Linked DNA regions of Homo sapiens: region 2 is linked to region 1. The links are chromatin loops, found by intact Hi-C in ENCODE. Cell type or tissue: endothelial cell of umbilical vein. All regions are shown on one strand. Links, peaks and the distances in the headings refer to the core of each region. The heading gives the core; the rest is flanking DNA. Region 1 has its middle 82 kb from the start of GLIS3. Region 2 overlaps SPATA6L (spermatogenesis associated 6 like).

Evidence for each region. A loop is a pair of places that touch in the nucleus more often than their neighbours do. Peaks named below come from ENCODE experiments on the same cell type or tissue, not always from the same donor. Only the 100,000 strongest peaks of a DNase experiment are listed, where the experiment ranks them.
Region 2: it touches region 1 in a loop (9-fold over the local background); 5 of 110 quality-filtered maps call a loop at or near these places.

What each region holds. Positions count from the first base shown.
Region 1 is chr9:4,373,623-4,389,971 of GRCh38, forward strand. It overlaps a transcript of GLIS3 not described here and the pseudogene RNU6-694P. Among named protein-coding and RNA genes, the nearest start is that of GLIS3, 82 kb to the left of the region's middle. In endothelial cell of umbilical vein, for the core only: a CTCF peak has its summit at 9,229 (motif pointing right); a DNase peak (open chromatin) is centred at 9,379.
Region 2 is chr9:4,589,379-4,605,727 of GRCh38, forward strand. SPATA6L (spermatogenesis associated 6 like) reads right to left here. Exons shown (of 12, transcript NM_001353486.2): 10 at 15,969-16,062; 11 at 14,801-14,891; 12 at 8,938-11,431. The coding sequence ends at 14,802. Among named protein-coding and RNA genes, the nearest start is that of PLPP6, 65 kb to the right of the region's middle. RefSeq lists an enhancer at 16,116-16,349. In endothelial cell of umbilical vein, for the core only: no CTCF peak of the experiment used is centred there; DNase peaks (open chromatin) are centred at 3,713 and 7,153; H3K27ac peaks cover 1,350 bases.

The sequences.
Region 1 (16,349 bases), core at 4,856-12,855:
GAAATTAATGAGTTTTTGTTATCTAGGGGAAAACATAATTTTCTTTTCTTTTTTTTTTTTTTTGAGACGGAGTCTTGCTCTTGTCGCCCAGGCTGTAGTGCAATGGCACGATCTCGGCTCATGCAACCTCCACCTCCTGGGTTCAAGCAATTCTCCTGCCTCAGTCTCCCGAGTAGCTGGGATTACAGATGCGCACAACCACGCCCAGTTAATTTTTGTATTTTTAGTAGAGACGGGGTTTTACCATGTTGGCTAGGCTGGTCTCAAATTCCTGACCTCGTGATCTGCCTGCCTCGGCCTCCCACAGTGCTGGGATTACAGGTGTGAGCCACCGCGCCTGGCCGAAAATGTAATTTTCAAACTGTGACTATTGAACAATTTACTTCATACATGGGCACCTTTTTAACAGTTACATTTCACATCTTGCAACGAATGGAATAGGTAATGGTGATGCTTTTGGCGGATACACGAAATCTGTCCACCTGTATTCCTCTATTTAATTTTGCTACTGAAGGGCAGAGAAGGACCTGCTTGTTGAAACTGCTTCAGTGATACTGCCTTCTAATTGGATGCCAGCACCATCAGGTATTTCTCCTCCAAGAGAAGTTACAAAATGAATTAGAACAACTCCCCTTCTCTGAAGCAATGGCTGTTATGGGCTAAATCCTCTATATCTTACTCCCTGCTTTATCTATCCCTGCAAAGGAAAAAGATGGAAAGGGCTGCTGTGGATACTTTTGACTGTTCTCCGGGCTCCTTGCTATCTTGAAACTTCCACCTTATAGCATATTTCAAAAGAACCAATATTGGGTCTAATATGGATAGGATTTCCAACTAATTATTGGCCAGTCTCTAAAAGAGCCCCTCACACAGGCTCAGCCTGAAGCCCTTAAGATGCCCTTAAGCCTGTCCAGGCAAAGCTCACACATGGCGGCTGTCTCTCTCACATCCCTTTCTTGGGGAACTATTCCCCCTTCCTCCTCTGTGTGGTTCCGACAAGGCTGTCAATCAGGGCATCTTGTCTTCTCCACCAGGAGGAAGAGAATGAGACCTAAGTTGGCAGCAAAGCCCTCTCATCTTCTAGATGAATGATCACATACATAAAGCAGGCTTATAATAAAAAATGTATACAAGACTCAAACGTCCAAGAAAGTCAATTAGCTACACTCGGAGAGAACCACCGTCACTTATTTATTGCACGCATCTGCCATCAACACACATGCACATATGTGCACACAATTGAATATACTATTTTGCCATCCATTTTTTTCCACCTGACAACTCATCTCGAGCATTTTTCTATGTGGTGAAATATTATTCTGCAGCTTGCTATTTACAATTTGCAACAGTTTGCCGCTAGATGATTATTTCAACCCCCCTACTGTTGGACATTTGTGTTGTTTCTAACTTTTCACTATTATTATAAAATGATGCTTTGATTGCTCTCTGCTTGATCTTAAATGCAAATCCTATCTTATCCTGACAGAACCCACTGTTCTTAGTCATTTCCCACTTTGCAAAAATGAATTTGGAATTCTTTCAGGAGTGCTGACCTCCTATAATCAGCCTCGTTCAAAAGAGGTTTGAAGGGAAGGGGAGTTACAATCAAGTCTAATGAACTCCCAACATCAGAATGACAAATATCTCCTTCAGTAGAAGTAAAGGAGATCACAAAGTTCTCGTGGAACAAACAGAACTTTGGCTTTTTTCAGGTTGAGAGTGTGGGTACAGAGAGAAAAGGGATATATCAAATTATAGTATATACAAGTTTCCTTTATACCTTTAATGAAGGATGAAAACAATTTGCGACTGTTTTATAATATAAATGTAAGGTTTCTTCTGTGTTTGTGCTACATTGAAGATTAATCTTTCTGAAGATGTTTTCAGCTGACTGATGCTCTCTCTAGGTTGTGCAATGGTACCATCTTGTGGCTAACAAAAGATAATCCACAGACACATGGCTTTATAATGTGTAAGGATGTAAAAAGTAACAACTAAGTAGAACTACACGTCCCTCCTTATGGAATGTTTGCTTCTACAGTCATAAAACATGCTCATCATTGTCTAGTGGCTTTTTAAAATATGTGCACATAAAACAAATGTTAAGAGTATTTCCTGTTGCCAACCAATAACAGTCAGTGCGAGTGGGAAAGTTTTAGAACCTTCTAAAACACTAGTACTTGACAGAAAACATGGTTGTGTGAGTCTTTAGCTCTCCTGTCGTGATAGTAAGTCATTCCTAAGAAACTTTGGAATAGTACAAAGATCACAAGAGCAGGCATTAGAATAACCAGTTTCTAGTGCCAGCTACACGTTTCATTGGCTCACTTAACTTCTCAGTCTTTGTTCATCTGTAAAAGAAAGTGAGTCCCTGAGCTGTGAGCTTCACAGGAATGCTGAGGTCACATATGAGACATATGCTGAATTCTGCTGAAACACCAGACAAAATATAAAGCCTTATGATCGTTCAGAACAGTTGGGTTAGCAATCTGGATTGAAAAAAAGTTGGGGTGGGGTTTGGTGTGCGCTCCTTCAAAGTTCTCAGGCATGACTCTGGTGGAGAGATTGTCCCTGAAGCAGAGACAAATGGTTCCTTTCAGGGGAAGATGTTAGGAAGGAAACAGGTTGGTGGGGAAAACTTACGAAAGAAAAACTAATTCATCTTTTCAGGTGTCAAGAATTTAAAGCATTAGGAGTATCCAAGGAGAGATTTCAGAGGCTGAAGATTGTTTTTCCTGGGGAGAGCCTTTGAAAAAACAATGGAAGACATTATTCAGTTTAAAAAGTAGAATCTATATGCTCTCTTTCTAAACACAAGAGCAACAGAAGAAACCACAAAGGAAAGACTGACATATTTCTATTTATGTTTAAACTTTATAAGCCAAGTGTCCAAACACAAAGCTAAAAGACAAGCAAACCTGACTTTTGTAAGTCATTAGCAAGTCACGAAAATAGAAGTCATGTAGGTAGTTGGTTCCGTCCTAATATGCCAGTGGGTACTAATGTAAATATACATCTTATAAAAGAAGAAATATAACTTTTTCACCCTGACAAAAAAGAAAGCTCAACCTATTGTAATCAAATAAATATAACAAAAACTATTAGATACTATTTTTAACCTATCAAATATGAGAAAAAAGTTTTAATGAGAATACTCAATGCTGAAAAGGCTACACTGAGATACTCCTGTGTTCTGGTGGGAGAGTATACAGGCACAGTCTTTGCAGAAGGTGACTTTGCAATATGCATCAGGATGCTTGCAAATGCGCGTGTTCTTTGAGCCACTGATTCCACTGCTGGAGGCTGATTAGTGCAATGGCAAAGGATGCAGGCTCTGAGCCAGACCACCTGAGATTGCCTCCCAGCCCCACCACTTACTAGCCCAATAACTTGGCAGAAAATTCCCTGACCCCTTTGTGCCTCAAAGTCCTGATCTGTAACACAGGGTTTGTGACGGTTAATATTAGGTGTCAAATTGATTGAAGGATGCCTAGATAGCTGGTAAAGCATTGTTTCTGGGTGTGTCTGTGAGGGTGTTGCCAGAGGAGACTGACATTTGAGTCAGAGGACTGGTAGAGGAAGACCCATCCTCGATGTGGGTGGCCACCATCCAACTGGCTGCCAGCGCATCTGGAACAAAGCAGGAGGAAGAAGGTGGGATAAGCTGGCTTGCTGAGTCTCCTGGCTTTCATCTTTCTCCCATGCTGGATGCTTCCTTCCATTCCTCCCACCCTAGGACATCAGACTCCAGGTTCTTTGGCTTTTGGAATCTTGGAGTTACACCAGTTGTTTGCTGGGGGCTCTCAGGCCTTTGGCCACAGCCTTCCCTGCTTTGGACTGAGCCACTACTGGCTTCTTTCTTCCTCAGCTTACAGACGGCCTATCGTGGGATTTCACCTTGTGATCCTGTGAGCCAGTTCCCTTTCATATATACATATATCCTGCTAGTTCTGTCCCTCCGGAGAACCCTAATACAGGGTAATAATGCTATCTTATTTCGCAAAGTAGTGTGAAGATTCTATTATGAAATGTAGGCCATCTAGAATATGGCTGGTTTTACATTATTACAAGACACTAATAATATTATTGTTATATAGTATAAGATGCTATTAATATTATTTTTTCATTATTAGACAAAGCTAGCAATAATCTGAAAGTTGCACTTGTTTAGGCAATATTTACTGAGTATTACTTTTAGTTGGGCAATGGAGGAAAAAACAGTCGTGATCTCTAACCTAAGAAGTTTTTAACGTAGTTGTAAAAAACATGCTCTTAGAAGTTCATTTAATAATATTTATAATAGCAACCAATATTAAATATTCAAAAATACATGTCTATAAGATTGTAAAGCATACCATGGATTACTCTGCAGCCAGTAAAACTTATGTGTATGAGGCTTAACTCCTTCATCTGGTAAATGGGTATACCACAGAACCATTAAAAGATTAGAATGATCGTGAACATGAGAAGACTTTGGAGATAGTAAAGTAATATACAAATGCTAATTATTACCACTTATGAGGGTGTGTAGAAGCTCAATTATGAAAGTAATTTTAATGAGCATTTACTATGTGCCAGATACTATATATATATATAATTAATCCTCAGTCTGGGTTGCCAGGTTTAGAAAATAAAATTACATAATGCCAGTTACATTTCAGTTTCAGATAAACAATGAACACTTTTTTAGTATAAGTATATCCCAGGTGCAATTATTCAATGTTTATCAGAAATATTTCAGATACACTGAAAACATATTCACTGTTTCTCCAAAATATTTAAAACATGTTTTTGTTTGTTTATATTTTTTTCTTTCACCCTCTCAGTCCAGCTTTTCCTGACTCTGGGAAGAACCAGGAAGAGAAGGCCTTAAAATATGTTTATACCAAAAATGTATTTATCTGAAATTGAAATTTGACTAGGCACCTGTATTTTCTCTGGCAACCCTACATCAATCCTACAAAATAGGTACAATAACTATATATATAATGAAAACAGAAAGAGAGATTCCATTTTGGTTGGTGCAATGGGAAATCACCCACTATTCCTAATATGGACTATGTAGAGAAGGAAATCCTAAATCCAGAGGCAGAATGAGAAAGGCACATATTATTTCTTGGTTCTTGATAGCATGTGTAGGGTAAACTTCCCTGAGAGCAATAACTTAAACACACCTTTAGAATGAGCTTGTATGGCAGAAGCACCTGAATGTGTGCTCCAAGTTAGGGAATCTGGGCATGGCCGACCTGGAGACTGATTCTTCCTCTATGAGGTACATCTGAGCCCCCATCAAGCCAAGTGTTTGGGTTAAATGAAGGGGATTGAGGCCAAGTGTTTTGGGTTAAATGAAGGCTGACAGGTGGAGATTGTTAAGGGAAGAGTGTTAAGTGAAAATGCTATATAAGCTCCGTGCTGTTTTCAAGTGCTTGTGGTTTTCTTGCCTAACCTGCAGCCTCTCGGCCGTGTCGTTATGTTATCCATCCCACCACCACTGGACTGTAGGAAGGCGGATATGTTGTCCAGCGCCCCATCACTGTACCATTTCTGTACATAAGGCAGTTCTCCTATCCAGCCTGTCACCACTGCACTCTCTCCCCTCTATGTAAGCTCCTAATAAAACCCCATGTCTCATTTGCTGGCTATGGGTCTCTTCTTCAGCCTCTTGAACCTGGTGCCTTCCCTACTGAGGTTAATAGGGGTTTGGCAAAACACCATGCTACTGTTATTTAAAATGTTATAATTTCTCAAACTATATTAATCCCAAATTCAAATGCTAAAGATAACAACATATTGCAAAGCTGACTCTAAATGCCTCTGGATTTTTCAGCCCTTTTGGAAGATTGACAACATTAGTCCCTTCTTTTAGTGCAAACTATCTAGAGATGGGAGATCAAATGTGGAAATGCTTATAAGATGTTTTTAGTTGATGAGATTTCAGGATCTGGGAGCTAAACCTTGAGTTATTTCATTGCCATTGGGTGGTGGCAGTTGACTTGTTTTCTGCTGTTTCAGTGGACCTTGAAATTATCATGACTATTTGCTTCACTTCAGTGTACACCATCCCGCTCCATTTGCAGTCAGCACCACTCAGGGAATAAAACATATTCATTCGCAGTGTCCCTAGCAATGACAGAGGTATTTTCAAATATCTTTTTGCTCTTGAAGAAAGGAGCTCACTTTGCTTTTGCAAAAGACAGGTGCAAAAAGGACCAATATTTGACACACATCATATTATATTGCAAAGAATAGGAGTGTATGTGTGTGTATGCATCTGTATGTGTTTTAGCATAGACATCAAACCAAAAAAAAAGGAGGTCTGTCTTAGAGGCAGACAGAGTGAAAGACCCCCAGGAGGACTTGGGTTCCAATCTTGGCTTTGCAAGTAACTAGTTATGTTACCATCCACAAGTCACCTACTCTTTCTGAGTCTCATTTTCACTATCTGTAGTGCATCAATATCTGCTCTATTCCACCGGAGCATTGTGGGACAAGGTTTCAAACCTAGAAGGCATCTTGGCTGTATACAGCTAGGAGAAGGAATTATAATTGGTTCATTATTGACTCTTCCTTAAGAAGTTCTAACAGAATAAATTTGCCTTCTTGCCTGCTAATTAGACATGTATTTAACTGTTTCTTTTTTAAATAACTCTCTGCTGTTATTTGAAATCTTCTATTATATGTAATAAAAATCTCTGTCACACACACATACACAAAGATAACAATTGGCTCTAAGCAAAATGATTTCAGAAATAAGGGGGCAAACTTCAAATTATTACTGCCCATCAAGGAAGTCAGGTGACAACAGAGTATTGTTAACAACAAAAATATTTTCAAAAGCACCAAAGAAGATAAAAATTTAAATGTCAGAGCTGAAGACAAAGATTTCTATCAGTACATCTCACACTTTTGCATAATCAGAATCACATAGGAGAACTTGTTAACTATGCAGATTTCCGGGCCTCACACCAGAGATTCTGAGTCAATAGGACTGAAGTTGGCCAAGAAATCTGGATATTTAGCAAGCTACCTGGCTGATTCAGAGGCAAGTAGTTCTTTGAGAATACTTTGAGAAACACTGGTCATTACCAATCAAATATGAACATATTGTTAAAATTTTTAAATAAAGTACGAAAGAAACTGGTAGAAAGGAGAATGTGGATTTAATTCAACATAAAGTTTTGGGATGGGAGATGCAAGACCCTCCCAAGAATAGAACGAGAAGAGAAGGACTCCCTGCAATGTCTTATCTCTCAAAATGTCTCTAAGGTGGATCCACAGGAGCTAGTTAGTGAAAACAATGGAGGAAAATGTACAAACCCAAGAGGAAAATAAGCCATATAAAATTAGAAGAAAAATGTGGGAGGACAGGCAGAAATGGCCAGAGGGTAAGTAGTCTCAGGGATGGTCAAATTGTTGATGGGTAAAAAGATAGGAGAAATTCAGTAGTCACTGGTCAGAGGGGAAATCTTACTCATCAAAAAGGAGAGGAAGAACCAAGTAAGTGAGAAAACAGTAAAAATGTGAATGACTTTACATTTTTAAGAAAATGACATACAATCTTCATGGAAAATTTGGTGGTGGGGAAATAAAATGAGTTCAACATGAAAATATCTTTAAAAAGTATCTTAGAGGAATTTTAGGATAGAAGATGAGAAAGTACTTTGAAAAGTATAAAGAATGAATTACATGATTATTGCTTGCAGTATTTTCATGATTATCAAATTTTTTCACTGTCTGCCTGGCTCATAAGGTAGTTAAAGAGGGCTCTATGACATTATCTTTGGATCCCCAGAGCCTAACAGTATCTGATATATAATAAGCACCAACCGGACGGACAAATGGATGGGTAAATCAAGTTAACACAGGAAAAGATAAGAGTTGCATGGTCACATAGTACTCACAAAGCCTTACAGGTTTCATTCTCTGATTTTATGAACACAGCACTCACGCACATTTTGGTACTAATATCTGCATGCATGAACCTCCAACTGGGGCATGCCTGTTTGTCTTCCTGAAGGAAGTACTTCTTGATTCATTTTACTTGGTGCATCAGTTGTCTACCTGCTGCCCCTGAGCTGCACTTTCACCTTATTCCATCCTGTCTGTATTGCTGGGGCTGTGGGAATCCACAAACTCCATTTTCCAGACTCCTTTACTACCTGGCTTTCTGTTATGTCTGGCAAGAGGAAGAGCCATTATTTCTTTCTTATACTCTCTTTGTTTCTGCTGTTGGTTCTGGAAGTAGCTGTGCCCCTTCAGTGACCCAAGGTTCTGCTGGAACTGCCCTTAATTGGTCCCGGCTGTGGCTAGGGAGACCATCCTTGGCAGTCCCAGCACAGGCTGGGTGGAATCCCTTAAGGCCTGCTCCTGGACTTTGACAGCTCCTCTTCAGTTTCATTCCCCCAGTTCCTAAGGCTGGTAGCCGCTCTCTACAGATACTAATCTCGGAATGTCACCCTTTTCCCTTTTTGCTTCTTTAGCTCCCTTGCTTATCTGTTCCAATGCCCGTAATACCAAAATCTGTAGTAAATCCCTTTTATTTGAAACATCTAGAGTGGTTTCTGTTTTTCTGGCCAGATGCTGAATGACACATCTGGAAAAATCAGGGTAAATATTATTACTCTAGGTATTGAAAGTACAGATTGGAGAACATTTCGTTTGTTCCAGAAGAATCCTGAATGAAAACCGAAATTCAACTGGAGAGTTAGAGCATTATTGAACAGTATGTGTAGGGAATAAAATGCCTTTCCCCCATCCTGGAATACCTCCCTGATTATACTACCTTATTACTGTGATTGTTTTTTAACTTCTCTGCTTTTTCACACAAATCTACAAGAATCTCCTCTTCCTGGAAGCCTCTCTGATTACCTCACACAAACATCATCTTGCTTAGTCTGAATTCCTATGGTTCTTTTGTTCTCTGACTTCTAGAGTATTTCTCCAGGTATGTTAGCAATCAGTTTTTCTCTTGATCACTCCCCAAACCTGAGTGATCATCAGAATCCTCAGAAAAATATAGATACCAGGCCCTTCTCCTTGTCCTAACCTCCTGAGACAAAATTCTAGAGTGATGAGTGGGTACTATAGGGTCGAGACAGCATCTATATATATTTTAATACCTCTCAGATGATAAACCCTTCAAGATCAGGGCCTTTCCATTTCTCATGTAGCTTTTACTGTACCTAATACAGTTTAAGCAGACCATAAAAATCTGTTCATTTTCTAATGAATTACATGAGGGAAGATTCCCAGGAAGACCAGCTGGTGTCACTACTGCCTAATTAATATTTCTGGCCCAGGGAAGGGCATCTCACAAAGCAAAATTTGACCTTACCTGGATTCACCGATTCTGTGCTTGAATCCATCTTCCCATCTGTCTATTTTCCTAAAAGGAAGTTGCAGAAACCTTGCCAAGAAAATAGACAGCAAAACTTCAGCAGTACCAATAACTTGGGTTTTCTGAAAGGAAATGATGCCATGACCTGAGGCTGCCAGACTTAATGTGAGAAAGCAAGAACTGAAACGAGTAGAAGTAGGCCTCCCACTGGCCCAAGGCCTAAGATTTCATTGCACTTGCTTCTTGGCATTAACATTCTGTAGAACAAGTTTCAGAAAAAAACGCTTAACGAATTTGCAAGCACAACCAAACTCCAACCAGATTGCATTTTTTATTCACCTTTTACAATCTCATTCATTTTCCATAACATTTGGAACTGCTGTTTGAAAGTTTAATTTTCCTTTTTATCTACTATTTTCTTATTATTGACTTAAATTATTCTTGATTCATGGATAAGCAAACTAATGTGGGTCTACCCTGAGTCATTTATTATGTATCAAAGATAACATAGAACTCTTCACTTCTGGCAGAAGCTGTTTAGTAATTACTTCTAATTACTAACAAATTAAGAACAGCATGTGCTCCAAAAGCAGTTTCTATACAAGCTCAAACCTGGCTATATTTCAACACTTCTAAATTCTAATTCTCTGGATGCAGAAAAAAATCTATTAAGATGGTTAAAAGGAAATAAAATCTAGATGTATAAGTCCAAAAGAAGTCTCCAAAAGTCCCCTATAACCTTTCTTAGGTAATATGACTTGATCATCTCCATTTGAACATTTACTTCCAGAAAAGTAGATTTTTGGGATAATCAGCCTCTTTGTGTTGATTGACCACAAACTTCTATGTTCAGAAGTTTACATTTTAATTAAGAGGGAGGTATTGAATGGTAACTGGATCTCCAGTAGTTGAAATGGGCTTCTCCTTGTCTAGAATAAAGGCCTTTGTTAGCTAGGTGGTCCTAGAGAGAGCACGAACCCCTCAATTCCTCTCCTTCAAGACTTACAGCCTTAAATATCCATGGAACTACCCCCACTTCTCAGGGAGTTTGTGTGCCATTGGCTGCCAATCAGTCATGTCATTTATAGGGCAGATGAGAGTAGTCTCTTTTATTTCCCACTTGGTACTGAAGAAGTTGTGGCCTTTGGGGGTTAACCAGTTACTGCCCAGCACACTGTACACAGATCGTGCCAATGAGGTGTACACGTTTTCCTCCTGCTCACTTTGTGGAGCACACTGGTGGTGAACACAGGGTGCTGGACCTTATAAGGGGTTTCCATCATGGAGGAATCTTTTGAAACAACAGCAGTGCTGCCAGAGGTGGGAAAACGGAACTACTTTTTAGATAATACTGTTCAGTTAGCCAGGACTCACCTTCACTGGAAAAAAAAAAACTTTTTAGAAATTCCAAATGAAGATAAAAATTTATTTTCTAAGTTGTCAATATCAGCTTTGTGTTCTTTAACAAGGACTATTACTCATGGTTGATTGTTTGCCAATGGCATTGAAATTGTTTCTTTTTCTCTTTCTTTCTCTCTCTTTCCCTCCCTTCCTTCCTTCTTTTCTTCCTTACTTCTTTCCTTTATATAATATATATAAAACCTCTTTCCTTTATATATAATATATATGTATATATATTTATGACTCTCTAATTTCTTCCCTGGACAGCAAGATGCCACCCACTGCCTTATCCCTAACCTAAATCATGGTCTCCCAGCTTACTGCTTATTCAAGGGCTAGGTAATAAATTCCATTTCCTTTTTAAAAATTTCCTTCACCAGCTGGTTAATATCCAGAGTCACGTGTCTTCCTCTTCCTACGCTCCCATGTCTCCCACTCCCACCCACTCAACCTCCAGCCCCGTGTACACATCCAAAACATATCAGATAGAAGACTTTCCTTTCCTTGAGATCCAAACTGGGAACCTGGAGCCAGACACTGTTGCACAACATTGGGTCCTAACTGTCATTGTAACGATTTTCAACTCACCTGTCAGCATTCAGCTATACAAGCTTCATAATGTTGCCCAACAGAGGCGCAGAAACCAAGGGCAGATGCCTCAGCCTTTTAGAAGTTGCTTGTAAAACAATAGTGGAGCAATATATTTTGAAGTGTGTTTTGAATTTCTTAAAAAAGGAAAAATCTAACACTCCTCAGAACAGTTTACTGTACACAGTGAACTCTTAGCACCTAGGATCTCATGGGTTGCAGTGTGCCTGCAGGACTGTTTCTGCATTCCCTTCGATTTCCCACATTCCGTTTCTTCGTGGATTCCCTCTGCAGCTAAAAATTTCAAGGATTTTCCCAACCCCAAAGATAGAAGTTGATACCTAAAATCCAAAAGCTGCATTTTCCAAGCAATATAGATGTTAGACTCCATGAACCTCAGACTTAGCCTGGGCTTCTAGAAAATACAGTTCTTGGCCAGGCACAGTGGCTCACGCCTATAATCCCAACACTGTGGGAGCCTGAGGCCGGTGGATCACCTGAGGTCAGGAGTCCGAGACCAGCTTGGCCAACATGGCATAACCCTGTCTCTACTAAAAAATACAAAACTTAGCCAGGTGTAGTGATGGGCACCTGTAATCCCAGCTACTCGGGAGGCCGAGGCCGGAGAAATGCTTGAACCTAGGAGGCAGAGGTTTCAGTGAGCTGAGATCACGCTATTGCACTCCAGCCTGGGTGACAACAGTGAAACTCCATCTCAAAAAAAAAAAAAAAAAGAAAAAAGAAAGAAAGAAACAAAGAAAGGAGAGAGAGAGAGAAAGAAAGAAAGAAAAAGAAAGAAAGAAAGAAAGAAAGAAAGAAAGAAAGAAAGAAAGAAAGAAAGAAAGAAAGAAAGAAAGAAAGAAAAGAAAGAAAGAGAAAAGAAAGAAAAAATGCCGTTCTTTTTCCTGGTGCACAAGGCTCACCCCAACCCTGAGCCAATCCCGAAAGAGATTCTAATCTCCTGTACCACTTACCATCTGTACCAATCATGCAACACTTAGCAGAGAATGCTTCAGGACACAAAGAAATATATTGAGATCCCTATTCCCATCTATTTATGGCATCTTTGCTGCCTCATCACTCATGGCCAACCAGTGACAAACTACCTCTGGGGTGAGAATTTATCCCTTCTGCAAATGCTTTATTTGGATTATTCCCTTTATTGTAACAGCACATGTCCACAGTAGAAATCAAGGGAGAAAAACAAGAGAGAGAGAATAAAAACAGAATCTCCTCTAATCACCCTAATCACCCTACTCAGAAGGAGCTTTGGTTACTAAGCTATATTACAGTTATCTCATTATAATAATAAAAATTGTGTCTATACATGTGTATTATAGGGCTGCAATGAACATTTTCATAGCCAAATCTTTTGTGTGTAGCCAGGAATATTTTTATTTTTGTTTTTATTTTTATTAGTTTTTCTTCATTTTCTTTTCTTTTTAAAAAAAATTATGATTTTTTTAAATGAAACACTTCACAAATTTGCATGTTATCCTTGTGCAAGGAGCATGTTAATCTTCTCTGTATCATTCCAATTTTAGTATATGTGTTAACGGTGGAAGGTGTACAGATTCTTGGCGTGTTGAACAAAGAATTGGACAACACACACAAAGAAGGGTTTTAATGAAAATGAAAGTACTCCATGGTGTGGGAGCAGGCCTGAGCTTGGGAGCTAAAAGGTCCCGTTACAGAATTTTTGGGAGTTGAAATACCCCCTAGAGGATTCCACTGATTACTTGGGGTATGCCCTATGTAAATGGAAAGGATGACATAAAGTTACAAAGTCATTTACTTGGCTCTATTCCCAATGGAGAGGATATTCCTGTCATAGCTAAAGTGTGAATTGGCCTTATGTTCCCTGCCTCCAGACCCTATTTTCCTGCTTCATCTCCCCACTGAGAGATGTGATCCCCATACATTTTATGAGAGTCAGAGGGACCGATGGTCTTTTTTCTGTAACTGCTTCATGCTGGCTTGGGGCATAGTCCCTGTTGAGGATCACAGAACTCTCACCCTACTCTGTCTATTGGTGGCAGGGTAGCTCCTTAAATGGCCAGGGGTGGTGTCTTCACCTGGAACTTTTGTTGCATGATCATCTGAAGCTTGATGGTCTCTAGGCAACAGGAAATGAATTTGGTTAAAAGATTTAATGGCAACTTCAGGGAGCGGATACCTACGCTGTCAGAAATGTTTGTTATAGAGATGTGCAGCAGGAAAAAAACAAAACCTGGACTGTTCTAGAATCTCTGTGCTTCCTTAAAGTCTTAGCATGAGCAATTCTATTTTGGTTTGGTTTGTTGGGGCCTAGTGTATGAGCTCAATCCAAAACAATGGCCTCCCAGAATTTTTTTTTTAATTCCCCCTTTTTTTGGTCAGGTTCTTACTTACATGAGAGTGTGACCAAAACTTACGGCCTTAGTGCCACTCTCAGTTACCATCATTTTGGGTTTCCGATTTCAGCATGTCATTCATAGGTTACGGTGTCCTCACGGTTGCACATTTCTTTCAGCTCTTGTCGTTCAAATTGGAGACAGACTATATGACATTCTAGAGATGGCTGCATGCAAGCATTTAAAATTTTTGAGAGAATACAGTGCAGCAGGGAGACTATTACTATGACTATTGGGAGGATAATACCAAGAGTTTGGAATATGCTCCTTATCCAGGGTCCCCATAAACCAAATCTCCTAAAATTAAATAGATCAAAGAATGAGCTAGGTAGTTCACTCATTTGACTAAGCAATTTCTTCATCAATCCCCTACCACTGAATTTCTATAATCTTCATTTGATGTATTTCCCCATAGGCCAAAATTGCCAGCAGCTGTACAGGTACTTTTCTGTTTAGCTAATTCTATTATTTAACATAACTTTCACAAGAGAATTTAAAAGTCTGTTGTGTAACTGTAGCCTTTACAGCAGAATTTGTTATAGAACCTTTCATGAGGGATACATTTCTAATCATTGCTTCTTTTATTTTAAACTGTGGAAAAACGACCTAACAAATGATGCCCTTTTAGAAGAGTGAAGGCCTTCTGGCAATGTTCTCTTTAACCCATGATGTGGGTTAAAAGGAGCGAACCAATGTTTTGTTTTTGACTGATTATGAGGCAACACATGTACCATTAAAGTTTCTTACCTGCATTCAGCCTTTGTCTTTTATCTATCAAAGTATAAGGTTATCCATGCGTAAGACTGGCTACAAACCCCTTCACAAATAAAAGTATACCCATAAGTGCACATAACAGACCCCTTTTCCACTTCTATGTTCATAGAGGAATAAGCAAGCAAAAAATATTAAAAGATAAGAGTTTCATGATAATAGAAGTAAGTCTTAATCTGTGAACTCGGGAAAAGCTGTTCACATCAAGGATGCCATCCTCTTCTTGGGAGAAATTTCCATGGTTAGCTTTACCTCCAGGGTTTATCTTAAGAGTAGAGAGGCAGGGCCAGGTGTGGTGGCTCACGCCTGTAATCCCAGCACTTTGGGAGGCTGAGGTGGGCAGATCACGAGGTCAGGAGTTCGAGAGCATCCTGACCAATTGGTGAAACCCTGTCTCTACTAAAAATACAAAAATTAGCCAGGCGTGGTGGCGTGTGCCTGTAATCCCAGCTACGCAGGAGGCTGAGGCAGGAGAATGGCTTGAATCTGGGAGGCGGAGGTTGCAGTGAGCCGAGATGGCGCCACTGCACTCCAGCTTGGGTGACAGAGCGAGACTCCATCTCAAAAACAATAAAAAAAATAAAAATAAAGTGGACAAAAAATAAAAGTCTCCAGAATTCATAGTACAATATAAAATCATCTAACATATATGTAATTGAAGTCCCAGAAGAAAGAGAGTAAGAATAAAGCAGGAAAAGTATTTGAATTAATAATAGCCAAAAACATTCCAAATGACATTAGATAGCTTTGGGGTTGTAAGCTGCTCCTGGAACAGAAGAGATGCTCCAGATCACACATTTGGAAAAGCTAAGCTCTTAGATTTTTCAAGAAGTCAGAAAGTGAAGAAAAGGGGATAGGGTAGGGGTACCAACAATTGCTGATTTTAAGGGGATTCTATATACAAAATCAAAGCAAGAGCACTTAAGCCGACTGAGGTGCCACAGCCTCCGTAAGCCTGAATTGGATGAATGACCCAGCAGCTACTGAGTACCTACTCTGAGCTGCATGTTTGATGTGCATTAACTGACTGAATCATTAGGAAAACCCTGTGACATAGGTATTAGAGGCTAAGAGCAATTCAGTAACTTGTCCAAAGTTGCACATCTGACAAAGGATAGAGATGAGATTCAACCTCAGGGCTAATTTCGAAATCAATTCTCCTAACAGCTCTGCTACCCTGCCTTCATCTAGGTTGCTAATTCATGAATATCTCTTCCCCTTCAAGGAAGTACTGGATTTCCCTCCTATACAATGTAGGGCGTGACATGACTTACAGCCCAGAACTCGTAGGTTGTGAGGGAAGGGGATTCATTTTGCCTGGATATCGCACAGTGCATAGAGCCACGTGGGACTTCCAAAGGCTGCTGGAACTAAAAAGCCCTTGTTGGTGAAATATGGTCCTGTAGAGTCTGCATTTCCAAAGGTTCTTGGATCTTGAACTAACTAAAAATTTAGAGTTCAATAGAAGAATCTAAATCAAAATAACCAGCTAAATATACTTCTTAGTCCTGGACACTGGAAGTATGCTAACTTCTGCCCAAGACAATCACATCACGTCAAGCCAGAAAGCCATATTACAAAAACACCTGCATTTGAGGAAAGACACACAGACGGCACCGCATACAGACATACAGGTGCCCAAGTGCAGTGAATAAGCAGATGTCCAAGAGGGAGTGAACAGTTCAGATCAATTCAACAATAATTTGTTGAACATTTGCTATATTTCAGGCACTCTTCTATTGGTTTATCCTGCCAGGCAGCAGTGCTCGACATCAAGAATCTGTGGCAGATACGTAAGAAGCAACACAGTGTGATAAGTAAAATGAGTGACACATATAGAACGTTCTAAGACAGTGGAG
Region 2 (16,349 bases), core at 3,065-11,064, 210 kb after region 1:
GATCCGTGTCCCTGATGTGATGAAGGAATGAAGCTCCTACCACGTGGTGCTGGCTGGGTTATCACAGCAAACAGTATATCCAACCTAGTGAGACTTCGTAAACAGCCCCCATTCTATAAAGGGGAAACCCTTTCAGAAATGGGACATTTTAATCTAAAGAATATCAAACTTAATTTTTTCTATAAAGTGTCATGTAGGAGGTAAACAAAAAATAAGTGTTCGCAGTCCTTTCCTATGCCCTGAAACACAGAGAGGGGTTTGAGATGCTTGGGCTGTGTGAAGCTGAGATGTACCTTCACATAACACCCCTTCAAACATCCTGAAAATGAGAGTACAGCATGAAGTTCACTTTTGCAGTCAGCCTATAAATCTTGTGTGACTCTTCAAAAACTGTCTCCCCACCTGATGGAAGCAGGGCCCCCCGTGGGGCTTTTTAATATACCCTGTGGGAGGAAGTGTACCTCTCTGCAATCCTAGACTTTTAAAGTGAAAGCCAGATAATATAAAGAAGAAGAAGCAGGCCTTGTTAAATTAGCTTTGGGAACTATATATTTATATATTTTGACACGGAGTCTCACTCTGTCACCGAGGCTGGAGTGCAGTGGCGCGATCTTGGTTCACTGCAACCTCTGCCTCCTAGGTTCAAGTGATTCTCCCGCCTCAGCCTCCCAAGTAACTGAGATTACAGGTGTGCACCACCACGCCCAGCTAATTTTTGTATTTTTGGTACAGACAGGGTTTCACCATGTCGGCCAGGCTGGTCTCAAACTCCTGACCTCAGGTGATCTGCCTGCCTTGGCCGCCCAAAGTGCTGGGATTACAGGCTTGAACCACCGTGCCTGGCTGGGAACAAAATATTGACCTGTATATGGAATTGGGTGAGTGTACCTAAGTGTATAAAGTTATCCATCAAGGATGGAAATGATCGGGACATTTCTCAATGGCCTGGGCTGCATGCACAGTGCCACAAAACTCCTAAGCAAGCAGTGAGATCTAACCACACAATTGATGTCCCATTTCTTCCCTTACTAGGGCAAACCACTGTCATGTGTGATTTGGAAGGTGTCTCTCCAGAATTAGGGTGACACTTATGGTTTCATCTACAAATCTCCGCTTGGCCTGCCACTTTTAAGGTATCACCAAGTTCAAAACAGTTATGAGTAAACCCCCAAAAGACAAGATAAACAATTACATTCCTTTGATTATTCTGGTTGGAGAAAATGAGAAAGGAATGCCATTGCCTCTTCTAGGGGATTTCCACTGCTTTCTAGAAGGCCCCAGCAGCCTGCAGCTGGGAAGCTCTGGCCCCGCGGGGACAACTCCAGGATATTACCTAGAGAGAAACTTGCCTCACAAAAGCACTGTTTATCAAAAAATGGAGGGAGGCAAATAACCCTGGAACTAAATGCAGAATCAACTAAACTGAGCAGTAGTGTCTGGATGCCTGTCCCCCATTTTCCCTCCAAGAAGCTGCCTTTTTCTGACAGACTGCAGGCTCTGGTAGCTGCCATTCCTCCATAACTCAGGAAAGCCATTACCAAGTGTTAGCACAATGTCGCATCATCTTCTTTCGCTTCGGGGCACTTGAGGGAATGCGATGCAGAGTTGCATCATCTGAGCATTTCAGGGTCAAGGGTCTGGCTGCAGGGGAAGGTGTGAGGAGTCTGGAGATCTAACACTGGCCAGGATTTGCTTTGCCTTTGTCTGCGCCCCATGGAAAGTACCTTTTCCAAGGTGAAGGTAAGACAGATTGAAATGACTTTGGTCATCCTGGAAGGGCAGTCGCTGGAGAAAAGGTACTACTCCTTCCAGTGTATGAGCATGCCTTCACAAAGAGCTCAAGGCATGTACATTTTAAAGATGACTTTGATCCTCCTCCAAGCATTCAAACATAACTTTTATTTAAAGAGCCCTTGTGTTGTGTTTCCAAGGTTATTAGCTTAGCTTGGCAAGAATAACAAAAGGCCAGCCAAAAGGCTTTTCTGAGCCAAGGGCTTAAAAAAAATTATAAAGGTTTTCCAAAATGAATCCGAGGTTATCCTGTCCGGGTCTTTAGGAAACTAGGCAGGTCTGATGGATCTCAGAGAAGTGCTACTGTATAAATTCACGTGATAAAAGAAGGCAATACCAGTCGGCGATAGAGGGACACTGGCTGATCCATCCTCAACACCTGCTTCTGTCTTCCCAGCATGCCAAGTTGGCTTTACCTCTCAGGTACTTTGGAGCTAATCCTCCCATCTTCTAATTTAGCCAGAAAGGTTAAGGTAGAAAGAATGTGTCAACTTCACATGAATCACAAATCCAAGGCTCTCTGCTCCATCAGAAAGGGCCAGTTAAATTAGAAAAACATGCCACTGCAGTTGATGAAAAAATTAGACATGCAAATAAGGCCGACTCAGCCTGCAAGGATATTTAGTCTGCTTTTCTCACCACTGTGAAAATGTTTGCTTCTATATCAATCCAGGCAGACAGTCACCTACCCTATTCTTGGGCATCATTACCTTTCCTAGAGATGACACTCTAAGGCAAATCAACGTCCAGTTTCTTTTAAGGTGTTGACCTAACAGCTGAAGGTATCCCCTGAGCCTCCCTGCCAGGATGAGTGCCCAAGCAAGTGGGATGTCCTGAGCCCAGAAGGAAAAACAGCAACAACAAGCCAAGCACAGTGGCTCACAGCTATAATCCCAGCACTTTGGGAGGCCGAGGCGGGTGGATCATCTGAGGTCAGGAGTTCGAGACCAGCCTGGCCAACATGATGAAACCCTGTCTCTACTAAAAATACAAAAATTAGCCAGGTGTAGTGGCACATGCCTGTAGTCCCAGCTACTCGGGAGGCTGAGGCAGGAGAATGGCTTGAACCCTGGAGGTGGAGTTTGCAGTGAGCTGAGATCACGCCACTGCACTCCAGCCTGGGTGACAGAGGGAGACTCCATCTCAAAAAAAAAAAAAAAAAAATCACAGAGGAAGAACATTTTTATTTACTCAGCAGACGTTGGCATTGCAATTACTATGTGGCAAGCAGTGCTCTTACCACTTAAATATGAACTCATTTAATTTCATAACAGCATCATAAAGTGGGTACTATTATTATCCCCTTTCCACAAACGAAGAAACTAGCACAAAACATTAAGCAACTTCCCCAAAGACCACACAACAAATAGATCGCTCAGCCATGTGGCTGCAGTGTCACTGTTCTTCACCAGGCATTGTAAGGCAGAGAGTGCCAGGAGTGCTAGAATATCAATTATAACTCAAGTCTGGGGTGATCTAAAATGTTCAAAGCAGATAAGAATCATTGGCTAGATCTACTGCATAGCATAGTAGCTATAGTTAATACTGCATTGTATACTTACAAATTTGCTAATATAGTAGCTCTTACGTTGTGTTCTTATCATATCCCCCAAAATAATTAATAAATAAAGAAGGTGAGAGGAAACTTTTGGAGATGATGGATAGGTTTATGGCATAGACTTTGGTGATGGTTTCACAACTCACCAAGTTGTACATGCTAAATATGTACACCTTTAGTATGCCAATCATACCTGAATAAAGTGGTTTAAGAAAAAAAGAATCACTGCTAACACCAAGCACTAACTATGTGCTGAGATTGTACTAAATATTTTACATGCATAGTCTCATGCATTCTTCTTAACACTTCTATTAGGCAGGTCATATTACCATCTGTTTCCCAGTTGAGGAAACTGTGGCTTAGGGAGGTTAAGTACTTTGCCCAAGTTCACAGAGCTGGGACTCACATGATTCCAAGTCTTTTCCTAACTATTAAGATATAATGCTTCAAAATGCCTAAAAAGTAAGAGGAAATGCATGACAGTATCCAATCGTCACCTCTTTACAAGCTTTCTAATCATGACATTTTATTTGATACAACCAAATTTGCTCCTTCAAATTGCTGTTTGTTTTCCCATTCTAGCAAAAATTAATTTTAAATATGTCTAGATTATCTCCCACCTCATCTAGCTGCCCAGCCTCACCTCCTTTATGGTATACAATATCATTGTATCCCTCCCTTATATCACCTTTAAATCTTTCACTCAAACCCCAACTCTCCCCAAAATCCCTTTCTTTTCCAAAACCAGGGATGGGGAGTTGTCAGGATAAAAACTGGAACCCTATTTCTCTTTTCCTTTTCTTGCCAAATTTTGGGGGCTGCTTTTTATTCTTTATACTGTGACTCCATTTCCTCCCCACTCACAAACACCTAATCCCCTACAGTCGGGCTTCCACAACATTCCTGAAACTCCGAGGTCATCAGTGCCCTGCTCATGAAATCCAAAAGGCATTTTCTCAGTCATCAATTTTTACTCTTCTGCAACATATGTCACTGTTGATTAGCTTTATATTCCACTAAGTTATTTTTCCTTGGCTTCCAAGACATTACCAGATTCTGCCCCGCCTGACCGTTTTCCACCACTCTTCCACAACCTTTGTAACCTCCTCCTGCTGCTCCCTTACTGTGGGTCTCATCTCTCCCTGTGCCACACACACAGGGTCCCCTCAAATATTTGTGGAATAAATGAACAAGCTCACATCCTTCTGGTCTTCCTCTCTCCACCAGATACTCCTCCAATATTATGGATTCCACTACCATCTCTATGCAGATGATTAACAAAAATGTGTATCCACAAAGTCTACAGCTGCCCTTGGTTTCTCCTGCCCTGATCTCCAAGCCAAACCTCAGATCCCCACCTCCAACTTCTACTGACCACTTTCTGTTGGCTTTTCCACCATCTTTTTAAACTGAACTTATCCAAAATCAATCTCATCAATCTTTTCTGTAGTCTCTCTTTCCCAGATTGGGAATTGTGGGTTTTTGTTTTTTGTTTTTTGTTTTTCGGAGTCTCGCTCTGTCACCCAGGCTGGAGTGCAGTGGCGCGAACTCAGCTCACTGCAAGCTCTGCCTCCCGGGTTCATGCCATTCTCCTGCCTCAGCCTCCAGACTAGCTGGGACTACAGGCGCCCGCCAGCATGCCTGGCTAACTTTTTTTGTATTTTTTAGTAGAGACGGGGTTTCACCGTGTTAGCCAGGATGGTCTTGATCTCCTGAACTCATGATCTGCCTGCCTCAGCCTCCCAAAGTGCTGGGATTACAGGTGTGAGCCACCGCGCCCAGCGGGGAATTGTGTTTTTAAAAATCACCATTATTTCCCCTACAATCTAGGATCATAAACATTTCTTCTTGCTTTTGACCCCAAGAGGTTTGAGGTTGCAAGGCAGGTCTATAGAGGTTGGTGCATTTATTTGAATCCGTCTGCTCTGGGATTCAGGTGGGAGCCCCTGAGTGAACAGTGATGCCTCTTTGTGAAGCGAGTGACCCAAGACTTAGCCTCTGTCCAGACATGAATCACTGGACATGGTGTACTCCTGCATTTTCTCTTCCCACGTAATTCTTGAATAAACAACTTGTATTTTGATAATCCTCTAAATTCTATTTACAACCATAAGGCCTTCACGATAAGAACAAGATTCAGAGGGATTAAAAAAATACTAAACAAAATCCCAGACAAGGCCTCCATTCTTCTCAACACCCACCTTGACCCCTAGTAATTCTAAGTGTTCCCTATTCTATCTCCCTGGCCAAAAAGAGACCACAAAAAGAAAAGTCCCTAAAGGATTTCATTTGAGCTCCTATTTTGTTCTCTTAGTCGTTGAGTTCATCTTGCCTCACACATCATGAAGAATATGAATCCACAAAATGAAGGACACTGTGTCCTTATTTCTGCAGGGCAATTATTCTCTCCATCAATACCTCATTCTGCTGACTAAGTAGTTCACCTTCACTTTGTAACAAGCCCAGGCCACCGGACTTAACCACTTCTTCCTTAAAAGGGCCAGGTACCTCCCCCATACACCCACAGGTTTTTAAGCACCCCTAAAATAAGTTGTCTCATGATGTCTTCCCAGCCCTGATGTCTAATCAGCCCTTCTCTTTCCTGTGACTCTCCTACTCAGTTGAGGTTCTATTGCCCTAATTTTCAGACTTCTTCAAAGGCTTTGTCAGAGTCTCCCCACCGCCAGCCTCTACCTACTCCCAAACCATCCTGCACAAGATCATCAGATTAATACTTTGCTTTCTGGCTCCAAAACTCTAACGGCTTCTTATTGTCTACAGCACAAGTTGAAAATACTCGCCTGAATATTTAGGACACTTCAGAAGATACCCCAAAGGACATTTCCTCTTCTCTATATACATATGCTTCATTATACTCTCCCCAGTTGCCTCACTCTCCCAAATCTCTTCTCTACCTGGTCTGCCTATTTTTTAAATGCTGAAAATAAGTTCTGGGCCTCCAACACCAATACCCCACTGTTTCTAACCTCCTGAAACATACAGAAGCAACAGTATCTTGGTACATAATCAGATACTGCCTTATATTATTAAGTTAATCAATATGAGACGATTATAAAGTAATGAAATTGAGTTCCACAAACCTCACTGTAAATCAATACCATTATTTTATACTACTAAACAGGAGTCAAAACTGGTGGCTTTGGGCAAGACCCAGCTTCAGACCAGCTTTATGTGGGCCACAGAGCCTTTGGCTGGTTTAGATTTGAATTTGAAGATGAACACCTTGTGGGAGGATGGGGTGTTACATGCTCCACTTCACTCCAGCTCCCATCACTCACCATTATTTCAAACTCAACTGCTTCTGACAGTCACAAATCCTGCCTGGTCCTAAAGACATCCGAGTTTGCAACACCTTTTGGGAATCACACTTGAAATATCTCGTTTAAGGTCTCATTGCCCCAGTAAGTATGGAAACTTCAAGAGGGCACGGGTTGAATTTTACACCCCTTAGTGTGACCCCTCCCGACCCCACAGGGTCCTGCGCAATACTGAGCACACAGAAGGAGTTTAACAAATACAAGTTGAGTGGGTCCATGCGAGGCTGTGGGATCAATTTTGTTAACTGCAGGGCTGGGAGGAGACCCAGTGAACAAAGGACGTCATCCTATCCCTTAAGCAACAACAAATGAGCTTTCATAATGAAGAGTTCCCACCATGAATGCAACGCTTCCAGCAATAACACCTACTGCCACTGCCTACGGTCTGTTCCTGGAAGTCATCCCAATAAAACAAGTATGATGTTTATCTCAGTTCAAAATTCCAATTTCAGTGAGTGTCCGTTCCTGGAGAAAAAGGAACAGGAAAGTTTATTTGGGGGTGGTGGGGAGGAGGGGACTTCCTAAAAATGCCGTTTACAAACATAACATTTCAATGACAGGAAATACGAGCAGAAAGCCTCTCTTGTTGGCCTAAACAAGAAGTGGTTAATTGTTCCAACTTCTGTCAAGAGACCTTAGTTGCTCTGTTATTCTGAAATGTTCTGAGTTCATGTTTTTCAAACCCTTTAAGTTGAATTATCTGTGATGCCTCAGGGCCAACCAGGTGGCAGCAAAGGGGTGACAGGAAGTGGTACAGAGAACCTGAGGTTTGGAAACAAGACAGAGCAGGGTTTGCAAACTGGCTCTGACGCTTGCTTTTCTGAGCCTCAGTGTCCTTAGCAAGAAATAGGGGGAGCAATGCTTTCCTCAAAAAATTAAATGAGATGAGAATAAGAATAGCTAATGCTCACTGAGTGCTCATTTTGTGCCAGGCACTGATTTAATGTACTTTAAATGTATTATCTACCAACAATAACATTATTAGACAGATACTATTATTACCTCCATATTATACATAAGGACATTGAGACACAAAGAGGTTAAATTATCTGTCCAAGGCACTCAGCCTGTAAATGGCAGAACTAGGATTTAAATCCAGGTACTCGGAGGGGCGCAGTGGCTCATACCTGTAAGCCTAGCATTTTGGGAGGCCGAGGCGGCAGATCACTTGAGGCCAGGAGTTCAAGACCAGCCTGGTCAATATAGGGAGACTCCTTCTCTATTTTTTATATATATAAAAAAAGAAAACAAAATACACACACACACACACACACACACACACACACACACACACACACACACACGGTGGGGCGTGGGGGGTGAGGTGGGCGGAGCTAATGGATCACTCTAAAAGACGCAGAATCCCAAGGAAAAATTTTGGACTAGAAACTCCTCATTTTGTTGAAGAAGCTCCATCAACTCAGCCATCAAGAAAAGGACCCATCTGCACCATGTAAAAGCTCCTGTCCTAGACATGACCCTGTTTTGACCAAATTCCCTATGTGAAATTAAGCATAGGTTCTTTCCTTTGATAAACAAAGTAACTTCATTGCCATAATTTGGTGCCCCTAGATTCAGTGTGGAGGATGGGGCTCCCAGGCCAAAGGAGCAAAGGGTTGGGGCTCTCATCACTGTTGGCAGGGTTCCCAGCACAAGGGAAGAGAGAAGAGGTCTCCCTAAGACCTGCAGGTCCGCTAAGTAGTGCTAGGAGGGGTCCCCTAACCAGAGAAAGACAGCAGTCCCATCCGGTGGTACTAGTGGGTTCTCTGGTCACAGCATGGACTACAGAGCATATCCTGTTCCTCAGGCTGCCCTCCAGAGAGCCCAGCGGGCTCCTTTGATGGACCAACTCAGGGGAGTACTGGCTATACTGAGAGTAGCCTGGCATTTGGGTGCTAGGGCTGAACTCACACACATACCCATCAGTCTTCTCAAATTACACCTAAAACCCGCCACCTCTTTTATGTCAAACATATCATTTGCACTCTCATTTTTTAAAAATCTCTTTTATAATTCATGGCCTACAGGCTTCAGCTAACTTTGGGTCAGTCAGGTGACCACAGAGAACTGGCCTCATTGTACAGCAGCTTTTGTTTGGAGGGCCTAGGTTCCACAAAGGAGATTTTCTTAGGAGCCTCTGCAAACCAAGACCCCATGAAACATGCCCATAAAATATGCTCCAGGCTTTGACAGATCTGCAACCATAAAAATCAAGAAAGGAATTATAAACTGAAGCAAGACAGATGGGAATTCTTTTTATGATGTTTAATGACACAGATCTTCCCAAAGTAATCCAAACCCCAAAACATCACAAAATTATTCATACTATTATACACTCCAAAAGCAAAATACTTCAACTGCAATCCTTGCCCCAGCATGATTCCTCAAAATTGAGATAACTCCTTGAGAAACAAAAGTAAAAATAATAATAATTTAAGGAATAGAGTTAATAGATGCAAAAGTAAAGGGAAAAAAAGCGTAATTTAGTGTGAAAACCAAAAATGACTTTAAATAAGAATGGGCATTTAAGATCTTATTAAAGAGTTATGCTTAAACCATTTCAAAAAACACTGAATATTGAATGTCATGGTGTATATTTTAACAATAACTGAAATGGGATACCAATTCATTAGTGCTGCTTTCCTTTAGCTGCTTACGTAAGCAGCCCTCTCCTGAGACTTATAGCGTAACCTTAATGTAACACAATATTTTCTTACTTTTGATGACTACTTAGAGGTAACATCAAAACAACAAATTGACAACCATAGTTTCAGAGAGACTGAGAACATATTAGCATATGTAATTTAAGCTTGCTGTTGGCCTTGCCAAGGTGGAATGCTGGTTGTGATACAGGTTGAGTCTCCCTTATCTTCAGTGCTTGGGACTGACCAGAAGTATTTTAAACTTGGGTTTTGGTTTTTGTTTTTGTATTTTGGAATATTTACATAAACACAATGAAGTATCTTCAGGATAGGGGATAGGACCCAAGTCTAAACACGAAATTCATTTACGTTTTATATACACTTTATACAGGTAGCCTGAAGGTAATTTTATACATGATTTTAAATAATTTGGAGCATGAAACAAAGTTTCGAATGCATTTGACTGCACCCTGCCACATGCAGTCAGATGTGGAATTTTTCACTTATGGTGTTATATTGGTGCTCAAAAAGTTTTGGATTTTGGAGCATTTCAGATTTCAGATTTTTAGATTGGGAGGTTCAACTTGGATATACCTTTATTTGGCTGAAATTCTAAGAAGAGGATAAATGAATTTTGTTTTGTTGTTTTTGTTTTTGGAGTTCCTTTTCTGTTTTAATTTTTAATTTCATTTTCTTAATTTACCTAATGAACCAATCCCTATGATTACAGTGAGAAAAGAAAACTTGGCTCTCACTGAATCTTCTAAAAACTGAACAAGTTTTAGGGTAGTGTCTTACTCTATTCAGGCTGCTATAACAAAATGTCATAAACTGGGTAGCTTACAAACTACAGGAATTCATTTCTCACAGTTCTGGAAGCTGGGAAGTCCAAGATCAGAATGTTGGCAGATGCAGAATCTGGTGAGGGCCCTCTTCCTGGGTCAGAGATGGCGCCTTCTCGCTGTCTCCTCGCCAGTGGAAGGGGCAAACGAGCTCCCTTGAGCCTATTTATAGGGCACTAATCTCATTTATGAGGGGTCCACCCTCACAACCTCATCACCTCCCAAAAGGCCCCATTTCCTTAGAGGTTAGGATTTCAACATACAAATGTTGAGGGGACACAAACATTCACACTATAGTAGGGCTGGTAGAGGAAAATGCTATGCTTACACTATGAAGGAGGGAAATAAGTTTCCATTTTCAGGCCCCTCTTCTCTGGGTCTGTATCAATGAAGACAAATGTGCCTCTAGTCTCCCTTTATCCCAGCCCCTTCCTATTCCTGCTCCCTCACACTGTGTAAGCATTTCATAGATGCACCTTCCTAACTAACTTTAAAACCTGGCATTGGCAGTCCTATCTGTAGAACCTATTTACTTAATGTGTAGTTCTTTTGGAGAAATATTTGAGGAAGGTTTTGTTCCTCATCTAAATTTACAAAGAATTGCTGGAACGAAGGAGTAGGAAACAGAAGGAGCAGTTTAAACTACGCTCCAGAGGAGCCAGCCTCCTCTTACAAATTTATCACAGACATTCAACATCTAAAACAAGATCTGAACTACCCAGACGTAATGCTCTCTTTTCCAAGGTTTTTAGTGGACTTCACGTAAATCAAGCCTAACACTAAGAAATAAACAAACAACAACAAAAACGGATCTACCGAAAAGAGAAAGTCAGGTTGATAGTCTTTCCTGGAGGATTTATCAGGTTATTCCTGTGAATAGCAACTTCCTCTAGCTCATATATAATTAATTTGAGAGAGAGAGACAGAGAGAGCCAGAGAGAGCCAGAGAGAGAGAGAGGGGAAGTGTTCAGATAAGCACCTGCCACCCAACTACAGCGCTTTCTCTTTCATGTTCAAAACAAACATGCAAAAACACAAATTTTCCAGCTTGACAAGAAAATGTTAGCCCCCAAACAGCAAACACTTTAATCAACAACTCTTACCTGGGCACAAAAGACTGAGTACAGGGTTTGGTTTAAAGGGGATTAGACATCAGTGACTCAACACAGACAACAAAAAGTGTTCATTTCTTTAAGGATGCTTCAATTGTCTCAGTGAGTGAGCTCTTCATGATTCTCCTTAAGCTTTCATTAATTTCCCCTGCAAAATTTGAAACATCACATTCTACATGTGGTATTGAGAAAAAGGCAAACAATCAATACAAGTAAGGAGAAAAAGATAATGTCATACTACCCCAATCTTGGCATGTAGCTATGCCTTGGGATCACTTAGTCTCTGAGCTTTTTCCCCAGATTCCCACAACAGAATAACCCAGTGAGCATCTGTGTGACCTTGGACAATTTACTTGACGTCTTTGTAAAATATCAGGATGATGACAGAGTATCTACCTCTTACTATTATAGTGAAGAGTTAGCATTGCTACATAGTAAATGTGCCAAAATAGGTGTTATTCAGTTGAGCTGTTAAACGTGTTCCAATTAACTATATTCTACTGAACAAATTTCCTTCCTTCCTTCCCTTCCCTCCTTCCTCCCTTCCTTCCTTCCCTCCCTCACTCCCTTCTTTCTTCCTTTCTTTCCTTTCTTTTTGATGGAGTCTTGCTCTGTAATTTGGCACTGCACACTGGGGGCCGGGATTTCACGGCAATTATGCCTTCCAAGAGAACTAGGGATAATCTGAGGGGTTTCTTTACGGGAGGTTTTTTTTTTTGTTTGGTTTTTTGGATGTTTGGTTTTTGTGTGGTAAAATTCACCAATTTTAAATATACAAGGGATACTCTGTTTATACCAAAAGTACCAAGTCCCAAAAGATCCAGAAATAGATGTATTCCAACCCCTTCAACCCATTTCTTCCACCCATTCTCTCCCTCTACGTGGTCAGACAATGGGACTCATTGTTTTTGGCTCAAGAATCCCTGACCTTTTTGTGGTAAGAATCTACTTTTTCATCTCCCTGAGATCTCGAGATCGCTGGGGAGCCAGGACCTGGCAGTGAAACAGATATGGAGAAGGGGAGGGACAGGAATTGGTGCTGCCATTAGAAGAGAGTCCTCAAGAAAAGCCGGGACTGGGACACGTAGTGGGAGCCACTGGGTTGTGTGTGGGGGATGCCTCCTGCCTGGGGTCTGTCCTCCCAACCCACAGGAGTGGCTCTGGCTGTCCTGTTCTAGCTATTTGATCTTGCCTGTTTGGATCTTTCCTGGACTCACTGAGATGGATGCTCAGCATCTTTCAAATAAATGCCCCGTTTGCTTAAGACTAGCCAGAGTCACTTGGGTTTTTCACAATCACTAAAGCTTCACTAAAATGACCCTCCAGGATCCCAGCCTCTCCAGGAATCCATGACTCAAGAAGCGGGGTCAGGGAGGATGGTATGGAGACTTCCAGAGAAGGTATTCTAAGCGTATGCCAAACTACTGGGTGGGAATTCCTGTTGTGTGGGAAACCTATTTTCCAAGAAAGAATTGACGTTTTTTTTTTTTCTTTTCTTACCTTCTCTCTATCCCCCCACATCAATGTCCACATATCAGCTGGTTCAGGGCTCTATGTAACTTGATATTACCCATGTTGAAATTCAATGTAATTTGGCATTTGATAATCATGTGGGCTATGTTCCGTATAACCACCTAAATAATTGCCTAGACGGCAATTATTTTGGTAACCAGAGAGTAAATGGCCCAGAATCCGTCCTTTAATCTAGCAAGCAGAACGTTCTAAGGTAGAAGCCTCCAGAATGGGCCATTACTGAGCTGTCCTGCACATTCCTCTGTGCTAAAGGTGGGGAGCCCTGGCCATTCCTAAGGCAAGCCAACTTGTTCTGTAAAGCATGCATGACCCTCAAAACAGACTTTCAGGAGCCTGACTACAGTGAAAACTTAGCAGGTCATCCCACACTCCTTTATTGTTTAGAAAGACGCATAATTATTCTGATCCTGCTGACATGAGGACTATACAGGACAAAGCTATAGGATCCTAGTGGGAGCCTTCCAAAGGCCAATGCCCACGAACTCTGCTTGGGTTCCAAAGGGCCCTCCTTCACACATGGGGAGACATGGATTTCCATGTAAGATTACACTCTAGCTTTGAAAATGCAATAGAATGTAGTGGTTAAGAGAATAAAGCTCCACCATTCACTAGCCATGTCACCTTGAGCAAGGGACCTAACCTATGCCTCAGTTTTCCTATCTGTAAGATGGAACTAATGATAGTACCTATCTCATTGGGTTGTCCTGAGAATTAGATATGAATTTGTTTAATACATGTGAAGTATGTGTACTAGTCTCAGCACTCAGGCCGCATGTCATAAGGAAGAGCGATTATTATTCTGGGCTTGAATGGAAAAGAAAAGAATATATGAGAAACGATGATGTCCCACAATGTGGCTAACTACTTGCCACAGATCTGAATTCTAGAGTTGCCTTGTTACATGCATTCATAATCAATGCATATTCAACATGCATTTATAAAAACTCTTTACTGCGACCGGGCACGGTGGCTCACGCCTGTAATACCAGCACTTTGGGAGGCTGAGGCAGGCAGATCACGAGGTCAGGAGTTTGAGACCAGGCTGACCAACATGGTGAAACCCCATCTCTACTAAAAATACAAAAATTAGCTGGGTGTGGTTGTGCACACCTGTAATCCCAGCTACTCAGGAGGCTGAGGCAGGAGAATCACTTGAACCTGGGGGGTGGAGGTTGCAGTGAACCAAGATTGCGCCATTGCACTCTAGCCTGGGTGACAGAGCTCCATGTCAAAACAAAAACAAAAACAAAAAAAACCCTCTTTACTGAGCAGCAACCATTGTGGAGGGTCAGGTGATACAGAGACAGCAGCAGGGTGGAGATGGGTAGGCAGGTTCTTGTTCAGTGCACACACCTAGTACATGTGTTTGCAAAGTTAAATGTGATTCCATTGTATGGCACTAAATACTGCGTATAAAGCAGTGAACAACAGAGACAGATTCTCTGATCTCATAAGGTTTCACTCCAGTAGAAGAGACAGATTTTAAACAATCAGCCCAGATAAAAATATAATAAGAAATTGTGTCATAATTTATGAAGGAAAAATGCTGTGTACTAAAGGGTACACATCACAGAGAGAGGGAGTGTCGTGTCATAGAAAATCATAAGCCTGGAAGGACAAATAGAAGTTATCCAGGCAGAGTCAGGAAGACATATTCCAGATGGAGAAAACAACATGTGCAGAGACCCCATGGCAGGAAAAAGCTCCGTGTTCAAGAAGCTGAAAGAAGGCCGGAAAGTCTATTAGATAAAGGGTGATGTTGCGGGCAGGGGAGATGATTACAAGAGGAAGCAAGAGAGCTGGAAGGCACGTGCACTGCAGTTATCATACAGAGCAAGGGAAGAACGCAGTTCTCAGGTCTCCTCCAAGTCTCCTGTCCTCCACACTTTCTAGTTACTTCATATTGATAGGAGGAAACTGAAATTCTTTTAGCAAACCAAGATAAGGAGAAGCACTTAAGCTGCTTACTTACATAAGACAGTACCTTAAAAATATCTCTGTTCATGCAGTGAGTATTTCTTCAGAGGGTAGCTTGGTCTTTCAATGATATAATTTACTTCAGAGGTAGAATCTTCCTACAATAAAAACAAATCCAGCAATTATGTTACCCATAACATAATAGAGATGGATGATACCCAGATGTGTAGTTTTGCATGTAGGAGGTCTGTGCATCCCATTTATGCCGTTATATGGGGTTCACTATATATGTGTGTATATAGAATCTTTCTTTTTTTGTAGAGACGAGGTCTCATTATGTTGCCAGGCTGGTCTTGAACCTCCTGGCCTCAAGGGATTCTCCCTCCTCAGCCTCCCAAAGTACTAGGATTATAGATTTGAGCCCCAAACCAGGCCTTTGTTTACATTTTAAAGAGATTCCTTGCCTGAAAAGGTTGGGAATTAAAGCAAAGCCAATGACTTTGCAGAAAAGAATTAAAGTAATTCACTACCCTGATGGTTAGGGCAAACAACATTTAGTTTTAAGTGTCATCCTGCAAATCTAGCATATGTCAGTATATAATAAGTCAAGAGGACTAATTCAACTACATGGCATCATTAAATTCAGCCACTGGGGGCACTGTTGTCCTATATTTGAATTCTTTGAGCAGGTGAACTGCCACTTAGCTGTGTATCTGAATCAGTGACAAAGTACTGGGAATACCTACCAATGGATCAGAAGCACTCCCCATACCCCTGTAAAAGTCATACAGCCAAAACCACCTTATTAAATTCTAGAACAACTTTCTTCCATGTTGTGGCCTTACATAGCTCACACAAACAACTGTATTCTTCCCTGGACTGGGATTCATGTGTGCAGGGGAAAGGAATGCTCTGTGGGCCACTTAGCCTGTCTTCTCTCAGTCCTTTGAAAGGACCTCTGCTTGATGAGTGCTGTGCACCAAATTAGCTGCTACTCCTCCGTTGGATCCAAGCCCCACTGTCTCATCCTCAGGAAGCCAGCCCTGACTCCCAGCCATGTCAAATACCCGCTACCATTCAATCTCAGGACAACAGGTAATCTCCTTGGTAAGCCTCACAATTTTCCACTTATTTCTGTGGTTATTTGATTAATGTCTGTCTCCCCGACTAGACTGTAGGTCCCTGTTCACATATTATTTAGTGAGCAAAGATCTAGTTTTATAAGAAAGTCTAACCTTGTTTTGGTGCAGCTGTGCTCTGTGGGATGTCAGAAGACTGCATACCCTCTCATGGATATTCTTCCATGTGGACTGAGAACCAGGATGGAACCTGCTCAACAGATGGAACAGGGTGGAATATTAAGCAGCTACTAAAAAGGACACTTAAAGCACATGACGGTATGGATTGATATTTAAAACTTAATTATAATAAAAAACAGCAGCATGCAAAATGGTAAACATAGTGTGATTTCAATGTCTTTCTTAAACCTACCCATAGGAAAAGCACTGGGGAATAAAAACTGCTCAGATGTTAAGAATTTTTTGTGTTTCTATGTGTGGCTATGAGTGATTCTTTTCTTCTTTGTACTTTCCTGTGTTTTTCAGATATTTCTCTCA